2 separate regions of the Homo sapiens genome follow, and region 1 is linked to region 2. A link is a loop called in an ENCODE intact Hi-C map of the cell type or tissue named here. Cell type or tissue: mammary epithelial cell. All regions are shown on one strand.

Region 1 (8,000 bases), 370 kb after region 2:
CTACGTGCTGACTTTAAGAGGTTTTTTCATTATTTCATCTAAAAAGATACTTCATGTGTTGCAGCAATAGTGATTTTCCCTTATTGTTAATTCTTAATTTTCCTCTCTTCTATTTTAAAGCTGAAATAATATCGTTCATTTTGGAAAAAATTCAGACAGGGAGAAGTGATCTTATAATAAGAAGTTTTCAGTTTCATGCTCCTTTTGCACCCTCGCCCACCCCCAAACATTCTCCACCTTGTGGGGTGCTCCCAGCTCTTTCGCCCTCTGGCCTGAGTTCAGCCACAGAAGGCCCTGGAGGGTGGAGAGTGAGGTTGGGGCATTTCTCCTCCTCTCCTAGGACAGTCTAGACATGGGTTCTAGCTGCATTCATCTGTGACTATGACCCTCAGCCCAGCTCCAGCTCTCACTGGATTCTGACAACACTGCTTCTTGTGCCTGCTGCCTTTCAAGCGTAGGTGGTGGTAAATTCCTACTGTCCCTGCTCCTGGGGTGCCTCAGTGCTTCTTGTTGGTTCCCTTAACCCTACTTCACTTCTGTCAATAATTCCTTCATAAATTCTCTTCAGTGGCCACTGCTCATGCCTGCAATCCCAACACTTTGAGAGGCTGAGGGAGGAGGATTGCTTGAGGCCAGGAATTTGAGACCAGCCTGGGCAACATAGTCAGACTCCCTCTCTAAAAATAAAAAAATGAAATAAAAAAAAATCAGCCAGGCATGGTGGTATCCCAGCTAGCAGTGAGCCGTGATTGTGCCACTGCACTCCAGCCTAGGCAACAGAGCAAGACTGTCTCAAATAAATACATAAAATAAACAAACATAAATTCTCTTCCAAGTCCTAGCTGAGTGTGCCTTCGATTTCCTGCTGGAGCCCTGACTGAAGTAGCCTCCCTTTGTTACCTCCTCTGCAAGTATGTGTTCTGTAGTGGGGGAAACACCAGCCTGGCAATTGGTAAATGAGTTTTAGTCCCTATTGATGTACTTGATAGTTTTGTGACCAAAGAGAAATGAAAATCAAACTCTAAGTTCACTGACACTGAGGACTGTGTTTATTTTGCTCTGTACAGTATCCCTCTGGCTGGAACACACTAGATATTCAATAAATAAATGAATGAACAAAGGGGCCCACAATGTATTTGTATTAACGGCTGGGCAGATTGGCTCACGCCTGTAATCCTAGCACTTTGGGAAGCCAAGGCGGGTGGATCACCTGAGGCCAGGAGTTTAAGACCAGCCTGGGCAACACAGCGAAACCCCATCTTTACTAAAAAATACAAAAAAATTAGGTGGGCGTGGTGGTGCATGCCTGTAGTTTCAGCTACTCGGGAGGCTGAGGCATGAGAATCATTTGAACTTGAGAGGTGGAGGTTGCAATGAGCCAAGATCATGCCACTGCACTTCAGCCTGGGTGACAGAGCAAGACTTCATCTCAAAAAAAAATGTATATATATATATATATGTGTATATATATATTTATATATATGTGTATATATATTTATATATGTATATATATTTATATGTGTGTATATATATTTATATATGTGTATATATATATTTATATATGTGTATATATATTTATATATGTATATATGTGTATATATTTATATATGTGTATATATATTTATATATAAGTAAAATTTATTTTTTATATTGTACATATGTTATATATAATTTATTTATATATAAAATACGTATAAATAGAGAATTTTGCAATTTAATTGGTGAGAGGAACTACGGATCTATGTACATGTAGAGATATGAATGTGTGTCTGTGTGCAGCTCCTCAGTTTCATAAGGTTCCAATGCACTAGTCACCACTGGAGGATTATAGATCTTTAGCTGGCCTGAAAATGTAGAGTGACACAGCATATGTATATATATATATATATATATATATATATATATATATATATATATATATATATATATATATATTCCTCATTTTAAAAATGAGAAGTTTGGAATCACTAGACCAGATGATCCTGTCCAGGTATAATGAGACTGTTATTTTATGAAGAATGAGCAGAATGTGGCTTACTCAGGGACATACAACCAGATTGTCATCGAACTACATGCAACTCTTGCCTAGGGAAGGAAGTGTGGCTCAGGGCTCGTCAGGAGGCCAGCCGGTGGCTTTGTTACTATGGCAGCTCTGCTCCCTGGCTCATAAGGCGTCCAGTGGATGATTTGCTATCATCACATCAAAGGGTAACTCTGTAGCGACCGTAATGGGAAGCTGAGGGCTGCTTATCTCCTACAGCCAAAAAGACACAGAAGGGAAGGACCTGTCACTTCTAAGTTCTTTGTCATATTCTTATTTTTCAGCATCATTTAGGTGTAAAAACCTGGCTTTCACAAAGGCACGTACTTTCTGAAAATGGGAAAATCCAAATGAGAGAGACAGAATGGGCCACAGACGAGAACTCTCCCTGAAAATGACATGCCAATTCTCACTTCCATGTCTGCCAGCCTTCCTTCCTGCCTGTCTGCCTTCCTCCTTTGCAGCAGACCATTTCTGAACATCTGCGTTTTCACTGGGCACTGTGCTAGGCACTGGGGATGCTGCTGTCAGCAAAGAGACACCGTCCTTGCCTTTGAGCCACTCCTACTGTCTGGGACATGCCGTCACTCTACATTTTCAGGCCCAGCTAACGATCTACAATCCTCCAGGGGTGACTAGTGCCTTGGAACCTTATGAAACTTAAGAGCTGCACACATACACATATTCACATCTATACATGTACATAGATCCATAGTACCTCTCACTAATTAAATTGCACAATACTCCACTGCAGATATTTTAAAAAATCTTATGCCTTTTAAAATATCCTCAGGGTTTAGCATTTAAGAAATGTTTATTGATGATTATGATGACATTGATAAAATGTTCAGAAGTTGTAACAGCATATGAATCCATTTTTCAACAGAGATTAATAATAAACTAGAAATGGCTTCGTGGGATGCTTTCAAAATGAAAAATAAACAAAGAATTAAGTATTATTTCTGCCTCTATAAGAGACAGTATGACTATAAAAAGTACAAAGAGGTGTTTAATTAAACGCTCATACAAATGATGAAGCAGAAACTCTTACACCCCCTAATATTTTAAATGCTTCAGATAAAAGCCCTGCATTAAAAAATCCAATATAAATATATCTTTAAGTCTATGTAATTAAAAACAAGAAAAACATATGTGAAACCTAGCACCTGTTTATTTAAAATTTTGGACATTTGCCTTATAGGAAAGGAAAAAAAGTTGTTTTAAGGACAGTTTCAATTATTCTAGAGCTCCATCTAGTGAAAAATATCTAATTTATGAATATTATTTTTCACAAACTCAGGGGCATAAAAATGAAAATAAAAATGCTTTATTTGCTTCATTTCATGCATGTTCGTTGTAGAGGAAGGTAGGCTTCCTTACAACACTAGTTCAGGAAAAAAACAGTTCACCAAATTGGAAATAAAATATTATTAAATGAATCCCTATATCACAACTTTTTGCTCTCTCCAAAGAGTCAGCTTTGCTGTATGTAGTTTTTAACTGTAACCCAAAGAGATTGTTCTGATTTCAAAATCCAAGTGCTGACTTTAATCATCAAAGTGATGGTACACCTTTCTTTCAGAGATGATCCAAAGAGTTACAGATGAATGTAAATGGCAGAACACACACCTGCAAAACTGCCTCCCTTTCTTCATCGGAGAGCCTTTTCATAGCTGCTTTCTTAAGGTTTTCCTGGATATAACGATCATAGTCTTCTTGGGCTTTCTTTATTTCCTCGTTTCGCTTACATATGTATTCAGGTGTGACACCATAATCCTAAAAAGATTTTGCAGAAAAAAGTAATCAATATTTTGTATGCAATCTTACATATGGGTACGTATCAACTGATGATGGAAGAAAAAGAAATGGTACAGACTAAATCCTTTGTTCAAAACCCTGTAAATTGACAAAATTCAGTGACTTTTTTCCCTCCATTGAGAGCTAGTAGATTCCTGCCTTTTAAAATGGAGTTGTTATTGCCCAGGCATAGTGGCTCACACCTGTAATCCCAGCACTTTGGGAGGCTGAGGGGTGGGGGGGTGGATCACTTGAGGTCAGGAGTTCGAGACCAGCCTGGCCAACATGGTGAAACCCCGTCTCTACTAAAAATACAGAAATTAGCCAGGCATCGTGGCATGTGCCAGTAGTCCCAGCTATTCGGGTGGCTGAGGCACAAAAATCTCTTGAATCTGGGAGGCAGAGGTTACAGTGAGCCAAGGTGCCACTGCACTCCAGCCTGGGTGTCAGAGTGTGACTCCATCTCTAAATACATAAATAAATGGAGTTGTTATTGCAGTTGCTTGTTTTCCCTTTTCTGAATGTTTCCCACGCCTGCTCCTGGCTGATACTTTACTCCTAAGAGTTGGCTTTTCTACCTTCTACGTTCTTCAGTTTTTACCTGAAATATCTTGAATAAGATATTCAAGAGTTGGCTTTTCTACCTTCTACCTTCTACATGCTTCAGTTTTTACCTGAAATATCTTGAATATTTTGAAGTCTCTTTTTCGTGGTCTCGTTAAAGAAAAGACAAAGTCTTTGAAAACTTATGCCTCCATCCTGTGCCTATAAAACCCCCCGAGACCCTAGCAGGCAGGCACACAAATGGCTGGACGTCGAGAGGAACACATCAATGGAAGAACGTATAAGTGGAGGCTGTTGACAGGGGCGTGCCAACAAAAGAGCACACCAATGGGCACCAGCATGCCGGCAGGCCATCGATCAGTGGAACAACGCAGAGTTTGGCCGGGGTGGTGGGAGGAGAGCCCGGGCCACAGAGCTGCCCGGCTCCAGGGAAAAACCATCTCCCTTCTGGCTCTCCCATCTGCTGAAGCTACTTCCACTCAATAAAACCTTGCACTCATTCTCCAAGCCCACGTGTGATCCAATTCTTCAAGTATACCAAGGCAAGACTCCTGGGATACAGAAAGTCCTTTGGAAGCCCTCTGTCCTTGTCATAAGGCAGGGAGTCTAATTGAGCAAACACAAGCCACCTATGGACAGCTAAACCAAAAGAGCACCCTGTAACACACGCCCACTGCGGCTTCAGGAGCTGTAAACATCGACCCATAGACCCTGCTTTGGAGTCAGAGCCTCACAACCTGCCCTTCGGCATGCTCCCCCTAGAAGTGTGAGCAGTGGGGCACTGAAGAAGTGAGCCACAGCCCTATGGTACACTCTGCGAGGGGAATAAGGGAATTTTCCCATGTCACAACGACTGACAGTGAAGCCATCAGCTGTGATTCTTTCAGCTTAGTAAATGCGTTTGATTTCACCATCTATAGAAACAGAATTACTATGTATTCCTTCTTCAAAAGATGTTTGAGAATGTACTTGGTGCTAGGAATACTAGTGAATAAAAAAGGCAAAGTTTCCGTCTTCAGGGAATTTGCATTCTATGGTGACAGAGACTCACCAAAAATAGAGAATGAAATAATATGTATGTGTTCTGAAGTAAAATAAAGAAGGATAGTGGGGGAAAAGAAAATAATAGGGGCTATTTTAGATAAATAAGGAGGTCGGGGAGGAACTCTCCGAAGAAGCAGCAGTTGGGAGGTATGGTAGTCATTAAAATTCTGACAAATATTCTGTTCTCCTTCTAGACACTTGGTAGGACAACACTTTCCTGTGTTGTCCTCATAAAGTAAGATGTAGCCATATGCCCTGAATTGCTCAGTGTCAGTGGAGGTGACCTCTGCCACTTCTCGATAGGAGTCTTAAGAATTAGTGGATGACTTGCTGTGTCTTTTCCTGTCTGGTCTAGTGACAAGCAATGTTTAGATTTTTCTGGGTCCTGGAAGAAGGACAAGAAGCAGAGCCTGTAACAACCCTCAAAGGGCACGTGGCAAAAGCAAACAATAACACTTTGTTGCTTTAAGTTACTGAAATTTGGGGATTGTTTGTCATCACAGTGTAACTTAACCCATCCTGACTGAACAAGGGATAGAAATCCTAGATATAAATGTGTTCTGGAAGCTGCAGAGGACAATACAAATAGACTCTGGGAGGCCAGTATTCTGGTCAGCTGGTGCAGTGAGTGAGACAGGCCAATCCACTTCAGGAAACACTGAAGGAAACACCTCATTACAGCTTAGTACAATAATGGAGCTTCATCATGATGATTCTGCAGGATCACAGAAAGATTAAATTATATTTGGCATACTCTGTTTAAGAAAGAGAATGACTGGGCGCAGTGGCTCAAGCCTGTAACCCCAGCACTTTGGGACAGCTAGGCAGGAGAACTGCTTGAGCCCAAAAGTTCAAGACCAGCCTGGGCAACATAGTGAGACTCCATCTCTAAAAAAAATTAAATTAAGTGTTTTTAAAAAGAAAGGGAATGGTGTGATACAGTTCAGAAAAAAAACTCACAAATGAGCAAAAGCTTCAATGATCTGAAATATTCCTATGGGCTGAATCACCGGAGGCTAATGCATACTGTTAATAAAATTGCATATATTATACTATTCACTCTTTGTTCTTTTATTAGGTGTCACATTTTGTGTCAAGTGCTCAATATACTTTATATAATTTAATCCTCACTACAACCCTGTGATAAATCCAATGGATTGTTGGAAATCACAGTTACTAAGTGGCAGAGTTAGACTTTGAAAGAATGTCTTTACTGGTATTGCTAAATACCTCATGTGATCATCTATCCTTGCTTGTTTTCAGAAATTGTTTCTCATGGTATGAATGGCATATAATTCACTTGGAGCTGAAATGGGAGTTCACTCATTTTATAAAAATATGACATTGACTTTAAAAGAATTTATTTACTATCTCACCTACCAATGATAGATCTTTAAAACTTAACTCTGATAAGGGAAAAGTAAATTGAGTAAGTCTTTCATGAGCACTGATTGCTTAGTCAGCAACACCAAAAGGGCATTAGGTGCACAGTGCTTTCATGGTTTGGTAAACTCTGGTATTTTTCTGTTTCCATGATGGATACTCCAAATTTCCTGTTGAAGGTAGAAAATGCATTCAAGTGGACAGCTTAGAGAGCAGCCAGAAGGGAGGGGCAGAGTGTGTGACAGGTGGTGGCATGACCAGTAAAGACTTTTCATATGATCATGGAGAAATAATGGACTGGAAGTGGCTTTAAGAGCCATGAGAGTGAGTTTTCCACTTTTCCCTATCCTGTGGGACAACGACTATAAAACAGTTTCCAGGGGCCACAGAAGGAGGAAGTACCTGGAGAAGCCTGAAGTAACTTTATTGGCTTATCCTGGGAACTCCTAGATTCCTGAGAAGACAGTGTCCTCTGAAAACAGCCTTGAGGGTCCTGTTTTGATTTTCCACTGGCATTGGATTTATCATGGTAGATCACTGGACTCTTCAATTTTAGGTCCCTGTACATCACTATTGCAATTTCTTTTCTTTTTTTCTTTATCTCTCTTCCTTTTTCTTTATCTCTCTCTTCCTTTTTCCTTCCTTCCTTTCCTTTCTCCCTCCCTTCCTTCATTTCTTCTTGATGCAACTTATTATTCTTTAGAATTCTGCACTCTTTTTTTTTTTTTTTGACACCGAGTCTCGCTCTGTCACCCAGGCTGGAGTGCAGTGACGCGACCTTGGCTCACTGCAACCCCCGCCTCCTGGGATCAAGCGATTCTCGTGCCTTAGCCACCCGAGTAGCTGGGATTACAGGCACACACCACCACGCCTGGCTAATTTTTGTATTTTTAGTAGAGATGGGGTGTCACCATGTTGGCCAAGATGGACTTGAACTCCTGACCTCAAGCAATCCTCCTGGCCTTCTAAAGTGCTGGGATTACAGTTGTGAGCCACTGTGCCCAGCCTGCATTCATATTTTGTGTGTTTCAAGCACTTTTAAGCTTTATAAGTGCGCAAAATAAAGTAGCATTAAATAAGATTTTTTGTAAGCTTTTTTATTTTAAAGATCTGTATTTGGCTGGGTGCAGTGGCTTATGTCTGCAATCCCAGCACTTTGGGAGGCTGAGGT
Region 2 (8,000 bases):
TTGAGATTTGGGTCTATTTTCAACATTAAAGGAACTAGGTGAAAAGGCTCCAAAGTCTACTTTAGTGAAACAATTTCATAGTTTATAAGAGCTAGGTTTTGGGAGGGCACAGTGGCTCACGCCTGTAATTCCAGCACTTTGGGAGGTTGAGGCAGGCGGATCAGGAGTTCGAGACCAGCTTGGCCAACATGGTGAAACCCCGTTTCTACTAAAAATACAAAAATTAGCCGGGTGTGGTGGCACACGCCTGTAATCCCAGCTACTTGGGAGACTGAGGTGGGAGAATCGCTTGAACCTGGAAGGCAGAGGTTGCAGTGAGCCGAGATCATGCCACTGCACTCCAGGCTGGGTGACAGAGTGAGACTCCATCTCAAAAAAAAAAAAAAAATGCGGCTAGGTTTTAAAAAAAACGTATTTCCCTAAATAAATAAGCATAGCAATCTATAAAGTGTGCTACAAAGAAATTTAAAGTGTTTCAGAATAAAAGTTAATGTGGCCAGGTGCGGTGGCTCATACCTGTAATCCCAGCACTTTGGGAGGCTGAGGGGGACGGATCACCTGAGGTCAGGAGTTTGTGAGATCAGTCTGGCTAACATGGTGAAACCCCGTTTCTACTAAAAATACAAAAAATTAGCTGGGCATGGTGGTGCACACCTGTAATCCCAGCTACTCGGGAGGCTGAGGCAGGAGAATCACTTGAACCCGGGAGGCGGAGGTTGCAGTGAGCTGAGATCGTGTCATTGCACTCCAGTTTAGGCAACGAAAGTGAAATTCCGTCTCAAAAACAAACAAAAAAAACTAATGCTACTATCAAAGAAAAGATAAAAGAGCATCTAAAATTATTTATTGGTGGAACATTTTTGTTAACGAACTCGACACTTCTAAACCATCTGGATATGGCAGTGCCGTTAAGGCTATGACCATCAAATTCAATTTAGCTTAGGCTAACCCTCACTGAGCACACATACAGCCAACGTTGGGGTAAGAGGGAGGAGGAGAAGTCTTAGAGATATGACAAAAGCATGGGGAAGAGATGCCAATTCAAACCTGGGTGATCTGAGCTAATAATAGTCGGCATAAAACTTAGAATGATTTTTCAAGCTAAGATTTAAAAAAGTAAAATCCAAGATTTAAATTTTTGCTCATTTTGAGGCACTGTCCAAAGAATATGAAATTTGCAGCCAACAGGCAATCGGCTCTGTCAGTTCTCTGAGAGAGCTTCAGCAAAGTACTTAACTTTCCTTATCCATAAAACGGGTTATTAATTCTGCCATAAATTCCCCACTGGGTTATGGTAAGGACTGGTACATTATAAAGTATGTGGTAGATTATAAAGCACGGCATAAGTTTTTGTTATTTTATTATTTTATTTTATTTTTTGAGTGGAGTCTCACTATTCTGTCGCCCAGGCTGGAGTGCAGTGGTACGATCTCAGCTCTTTGCAACCTCTGCTTCCCAGGTTCAAGCAATTCTCCTGCCTCCGCCTCCCAAGTAGCTGGGCTCACAGGCACCCCACCACGCCCAGCTAATATTTTTGTATTTTTTTTTGTAGAGATGGAGTTTCACTGTGTTGGCCAGGCTGGTCTTGAACTCCCAACCTCAAGTGATCTGACTGCCTCAGCCTCCCAAAGTGCTGGGATTACGGGCGCAAGCCACTGCACCCGGACTATTTTATTATTTTTTAAATTACCTCACATCGTTACTCAAATAGTGGAAGCAAAAATCTCTAAGCTTAAGTACCAATGGCATCACATTTTTGGGAAAAGCCAATATATGAAAAAGACATATAAAGATGATAAGTACATGATTTCTCTTTATAAAAGATGTAAGATGATAAAGTATATGATTTCTCTTTATAAACAGACTATTTGCTAAGACTCAGCCTGAATTAGTATTAAAGAAGGGCTGGGTGCTCATTGCATCGTCCTGTCATATCACCACTGGCACTGAGCCCAGAGCTCCCAAAGGGAGAAACTGGGTATAGGGAATGGTCACCTCTTCCCTTTGGGTAAATTTCAGGGAGCTAAGTTCCCCTGTATGGACAATGTAATCCAGCTATATCTTACCAAATCTAACACTTCTAAATCATCTTGATATGGCAGTGCCAATAAGGCTGTGACCATCAAATTCAATTTAACTTAGGGCTAACCCTCAACTGAGCACACACGCAGCCAATGTTGGGGTAAGATGGAGGAGGAGTCTTAAGAGATATGACAAAACTATGGAGAAAGAAAGTTAAGATGAAACCCTGAGTGTAGGTAACAGTCGTAGCATTTTTGTATTACTAGTAATGAGTGGTATAAATTAGAGAAGTGTAGGAAGTCAGGATTTTAGAACACATTGTAATATCTGCTATTCACCGTGAGATTACTCATGAACAGCTCACATTGTTGAGGTTTGTGTTTACTTATAAAAGAAGTTGAAATTTATTTTCAGGACTTACTATGCAGCTTTATAAAGTGGGGGGTGGGAACAGTAAACAAAATACTGTTAATGAGTAATATTCCAAATTTAAAAACAAAATGTATTCATTTTGTTTTGTATGCCTGTATGCCTCCTGCAACCTTAGTATATAGCAGGGGTCCTCAACTCCTGCGCTGCAGACTGGTACTGGTCCATGGCCGGTTAGGAGCTGGGCCGCACAGCAGAAGGTGAGCAGCGGGGGAAGGAGGGCGAAAGTCAAATAAGATAGGAACTAATTAGAGAGTACTTTTATTCTTAGTAAATAAAATTATTTATTTACATCAATCTATATGTATATAGAATTATACAGATCTTTATTTTCTATTTTAGCCAAAATCTTCTCTTTAATAACATAATTGTTTTATTTCTATACTTCATAACTAGGAAGAAATATTAACAGATATATCCAGCACATTTTTTTACTACTCCAATGTAATCTGATTATATTGTTGTTATTATGTAGGAAGAAAATATGATGCCACTGTTCTGATAAGATCGCATGGGCCTGTGAAACAGCCACAGGTTGTAAGATTTTTTTACATTTTAAAACTTCATAAAACAATCATTCGTCATCAGTTGCCTTCTATAAAATATCTATTCTAGATGATGTATAAGATTCCATCTACAACAGGAGTCTACTATTTGCTGAGCTTGGCCTTAGGGGTATAGATATGAATATGGGTACAATTTAGGTTGAGATTCCCCACAATGTTGACAACTTGAATATATCCGATTTATAAAAAAAAACATAAGCTGTGTGGAACTTTTTAAAAAAGCTTTTAGTGTCACCTATCCAATTAAGTGTTTTCTCAAGAAACATTTTTAAAGCTATCAATAGCTTTACAATTGATAGCTTTAAAAATGTTTCCGTAGAAAAGAAACAACAGTCCTCAACAGCTTTAAAAATGTTCCCGTAGAAAAGAAAAACTCAACTAGTACTCAAAGAGAAGCATATTATATTGTAAAATGATGGAGAACTCTTTTCATAAACCCATGGGACACCAGGGGGACTACAAGTATGGCCTTGGTTGGTGGCAAAAAGAGAAGGAAAAAAGCCCCTGCATCGCATGCCTCCAGGGGGCGCTCTTCACAGGCATTCCATATAAATGGCGTGCTCCCTGGAGCTGTGCTCTGGGACGAGGCTGAATGAGGCAAACCTAGAGACCCTGTCTCTTATCACTTACTATGCGATTTTAGAGATGTTATTTAGCCTCTCTATACCTTAAATTTCTCACTTATAAAATGAAGATAATATTAAGGACATAAGTCATCACCTGTTAGCAGATGATGTTTTAGAGCTGCACAGTCATGATGAGAACTGTATTGTTGTGCTATACATTTAACCAGCATTTCAAAATTGTCTTTCAGCCATTATCTCAACAAATACTTACTGAGTGAATTCTTTATGTGCCACGCAGTGTTCTAGGCATTAGGGACACAAAAGTGAACCAAAGATTTTAAATCTCTGCTCTCATGTAGTTTATGTTTTAGTTCTACTGAGAAACATGTAACAAAAAAACAAAACATGTCAAGTGGAAACAGTAATACGAAGATAAATAAAAAAGCTTAAGGGAAGAGAATGTCCGTTTCTGTGTCTGTGCGTGGGATACCTGTTTTAGATAGGTGAGTCACAAAGCCTGCTTGGATAAGATCTTTGAGCAGAGACCCAAATGTCATGAGGAAGACAGAGGCTTGTTAACTATCTGTGGAATGTATACCAGGGTTAGAAACCAGCTGTACCTGTCCCTGTAGCAACACACACCTGACAGCAAGGAGGCTGGTGAGGCTGCAGATGGGATGCACATGGAAGATTGTGATAGGAGATCACGAAGTAGGATCTCTCTGACACCATCAGAGAGGGAGTTGTGAGGCAGACCATGGAGGGCCTTTCAGATCACGGGAGGATTTTGCATGCTATTTTGGGTGAGATGAATGGGAAGGAAACAGAGGGTTCTGCACAGAGGAGTGGTGTGATCTAATTGACATTTTTAAAAACATCACACTGGCTGCTGTATGGAGAACAGATCTGGGGTGGGAGGGAGCAGACAGAAGACTCAACAGGACAGGTGCCGGCAACTGTGGCACACGCTTATAATTTAAGTAACTTCTCTAAATCTGTTCCAGGATTTATAGTATGGCAAACTAACTTGACAATGAAGAGGTCTTTTCTCTCAGTACACGTTAAATTTACAAAGAAATATGTTTTAGAAAGTAAAAGCACTGTTTAAATGAAAGGTTGGTAACTAATTATCAAAACTGTTCCACTTGGTTTTTCATTCACCTGAATCAACAATTAGGTATAATTTGCTTCGCTGATTTCCTTAATCTCAGGAATTTGTTTCATCAAAATAAAAATTTGAAATGGGTACTAGGTACATGAAGTTTTTGTTTTTTTTTTAAAAAAAGGAAAATTGGTACTAGAAATAACTTTTAAAGAGGTTTGTGAAAGCTCTGGTTGAAGCACAGCTTATGAGATTCACTAGAAACATTTTAAAATCACAGTGTAAGACTTCTATGCCTATTGAACTAGAAATAATACTTTTCTGGAAAGATTTCTTATACATTTGGCATATTAGCCAATGACTCTAAATGAGCTCACCTATAAATGGGATGGAAGCCAAAGAATCGCCAGGCGGACTGGTACTCGAGGCTTTTCTTTCCTCCATTCTTTTTATGTGGACCTCTCGACGTGCATCATTGGGCAGCCAGCAGGTAGTGTCTGACCCGGTCTCCTGGTCATTTACTGCCAAGATGTAAGACTGATGCCTTAAAGGCTGCGGTGTCTGGCGTCCAGATGGAGGTTTTTCCCTTAGGATGACAGCTTCTTTATTATCTAAAGTATCTGATTGCTCAGTTTCAGCCTCTTGTAAACTTAAATCTTGATTCCTTTGACTGACAGGTAGTTCTAAATCTGAAGTACCAGCGTTTTCACTCGACTGAGGGGCAGGCTTGGCAGAGGCTCCAGATAAAGAGGGGGATTTCCCAGTCTCCACTTGCTGATCGGGGGCACTGTCAGTCCTTACCCATGTCTGCTGATTCAACAGACTGTTCTGATGCAAGTGATTTACTGGTCTTTGGTCTTTGATAGAAACAAATGATTTCTGGCTAAATGATGGTTTTGTGACATGCGTGGAAGGAGCTTTCAGAGAATTACTTCGGACTTTCACAAGAGGTGACCTGTCTTGTGAAATACCCCGAGGCAGTGACATTCCACAAGTAGTCTGAAAATTTCTGTTTGACTGCAATGTTTTTAGATCTGGTGGAATTTTTTTAAACTGCGACACAGATCCCACTCCTCTACCACTCATTCGCCTGTTATCAGAATTAACAACGCTTGGAGCCACAGTAAAATTGGAACCTCGAAAAGATTTATGAATTTCTTGCTGCCTAGGTCTTTCACAAATACCTCGTCTATCATCCTGTTCAGTAAACCCACTCCACTTGTAAGTCTGTTTTTTCTCTCCATTGGAATCAGGTATTGGAGTTCCAGAATTGACATTTTCTAAGGTTTCATCCTGTCCCTCAATATAATCCCATGAACGAGTTCTATGATTACTAAAACTAACAGATGGAGACGTCAGTGCTCCTTGAGATGCACTTCTTGGACAATACTTCATTAGCACAGAATCTTCCAGTCTTTCTTGGGACACACTGCGTTGCCGTATCTGGACAGACTGGGGCACTCGATCATGAGAGGTGCTTCGACGTCGTCCCTGCAAAGTAGTGCGGTTGGGGACGACCTGGTTATAATCTGTCGTGCTTTGAGATGCTGCTCTTAAACTATCTAATCTTTCTTGTATTGTCCGACAACCTATGTGCAATCGTCTGTTATCAATATACTCTTTGTAAGTTTTATAGTTTTTCCAGTCTATGTGCTGATGGGAATTTGGCGAATAGTGATTAACAGATACAGAGGGAGCCTCCACAGCTTGAGATCTGCTGCTTGAGATTCCATCAGAATGTCCACTGTAATTTCCAGACTTAAGTAAAATTCCAGAAGGTTCCAGTGATCTGGAGCCTGCAGGCTGATGAATTAGATGAGTGGTGGGAATTGATAATGGTGGTGATGTGGTTCTTGACACTGTTTTTAAAGAGGTCTGCTCACTCACGCCATACCTCACTTCTTCAGTTCTATGTGAAGGACCTGTATGGTTGTTTCTATTGGATAACAAATCTACAACCTTCTCAGAAGGCACAATGACAGTCCTTACACTTTCATTGCAAACACACACTGCTGTGTTTGATTTTGCAACATCTGTTGGTGATGGAGGCACTTGTATTTCCATTCTATAGGCCCTACCAGGTTGTGTCAGTACTGGTGTACTGGTTTGCTGTTTGCTCAATGATGAGTCAGGAGGAGATATTTCAACTGGCTGTGCCATGGCTGATGGGGCAGATGGCAGCCAGGGATAGCAGATTGGTGGAGGTTCAGGTATATTGCGGGCATTGCCGCTATAAGCTTCGTTGCCTTTCAGGTAGGCATCTTGAGAATATGCCTGTATAGAAATGAGAGGAAGGTGTCACTGGAAATTCATAAAAAGAATAATAATTTCCATTTTTACAGTGCACTATTTTATCTATGTCCTACCTCGTTCCTGAGTGACATTCACTATAGCATGCATGCAAACACAACATAAGGGTACTCTACAAATCTAGAAAGAGCTAGTCTCTCAGAAATCAAATAAACTGTAGAATCTGCAACACATACAAATTACAATCACCTCTTTGCTCAAAACATGTGAAACTCATCAAATTTCTACCCAACCAATTAGATGTACCCACATTACTTCTAAAATTCTCCCCATTCAAGCCTTCTGAGTTTCAGCAGTTGACAGGTTAAATGGCTGCCAAATAAATCCCAGCAAAGGAAGATTCATGTATTTTGCCAGAGAAAAGGTGAAAATATTAAAAATCTTAAATGCATTTTAAGTACTACTACTATAATAAATTAAGTCTAATTTATTTGAAGCATCTTGTCAATTAACCATTACAGAGTCCCTAAGAATAATCCATTTTGACAAATTAAGACCTTCAGCAGCCATGCTAAGTATTTTAATATTTAAAGTAAGATAATATGCAAGTTTAAGAAATAAAGCACATATAATAAAGGCAGAAAAACATGAAAAAAGGTAACTCATCGTTCTGTATATAATTTATATTTTTATTTTAAGCTAATGCAAAAGTATATCATACAAATTTATTTGGTCTCCTTTACTTATTATAAGGAGACATTTCTCTATTACTAACAGGCAGGCATGCAGCCTAAATAGTTTTTTATCAACTATTTGTAAAATTATTCAGCAATATTTTTAAAGCCTTAAGAATAACAGAAATCAACTATAGAGACTTTACAAAACAGAGCTCATCAGTGCAACACAGGGACTATGTTCAGCATCTGAGACAGATGTGGTAACACATCTTCCCCTAATCAAAACAAGCTTAACTCAAGACTATCATCACATCCTGCTCTTTGCATTCGACAGCTTGCAAAGCTCAAGTGCAGCCACAAACGTAACAGCAAAGTAGTAGTGACAGGA

The links. A loop is a pair of places that touch in the nucleus more often than their neighbours do. Peaks named below come from ENCODE experiments on the same cell type or tissue, not always from the same donor. Only the 100,000 strongest peaks of a DNase experiment are listed, where the experiment ranks them.
Region 1: it touches region 2 in a loop (12-fold over the local background); 6 of 110 quality-filtered maps call a loop at or near these places.

Annotation. Positions count from the first base shown.
Region 1 is chr10:24,986,793-24,994,792 of GRCh38, forward strand. ENKUR (enkurin, TRPC channel interacting protein) reads right to left here. Exons shown (of 6, transcript NM_145010.4): 4 at 3,671-3,817. It also overlaps a transcript of THNSL1 not described here. Among named protein-coding and RNA genes, the nearest start is that of ENKUR, 25 kb to the right of the region's middle. In mammary epithelial cell, no CTCF peak of the experiment used is centred here; no DNase peak of the experiment used is centred here.
Region 2 is chr10:24,614,411-24,622,410 of GRCh38, forward strand. It overlaps ARHGAP21 (Rho GTPase activating protein 21), which reads right to left. Exons shown (of 26, transcript NM_020824.4): 9 at 5,063-6,959. Among named protein-coding and RNA genes, the nearest start is that of ARHGAP21, 110 kb to the right of the region's middle. In mammary epithelial cell, a CTCF peak has its summit at 3,537 (motif pointing right); a DNase peak (open chromatin) is centred at 4,141; H3K27ac peaks cover 1,493 bases.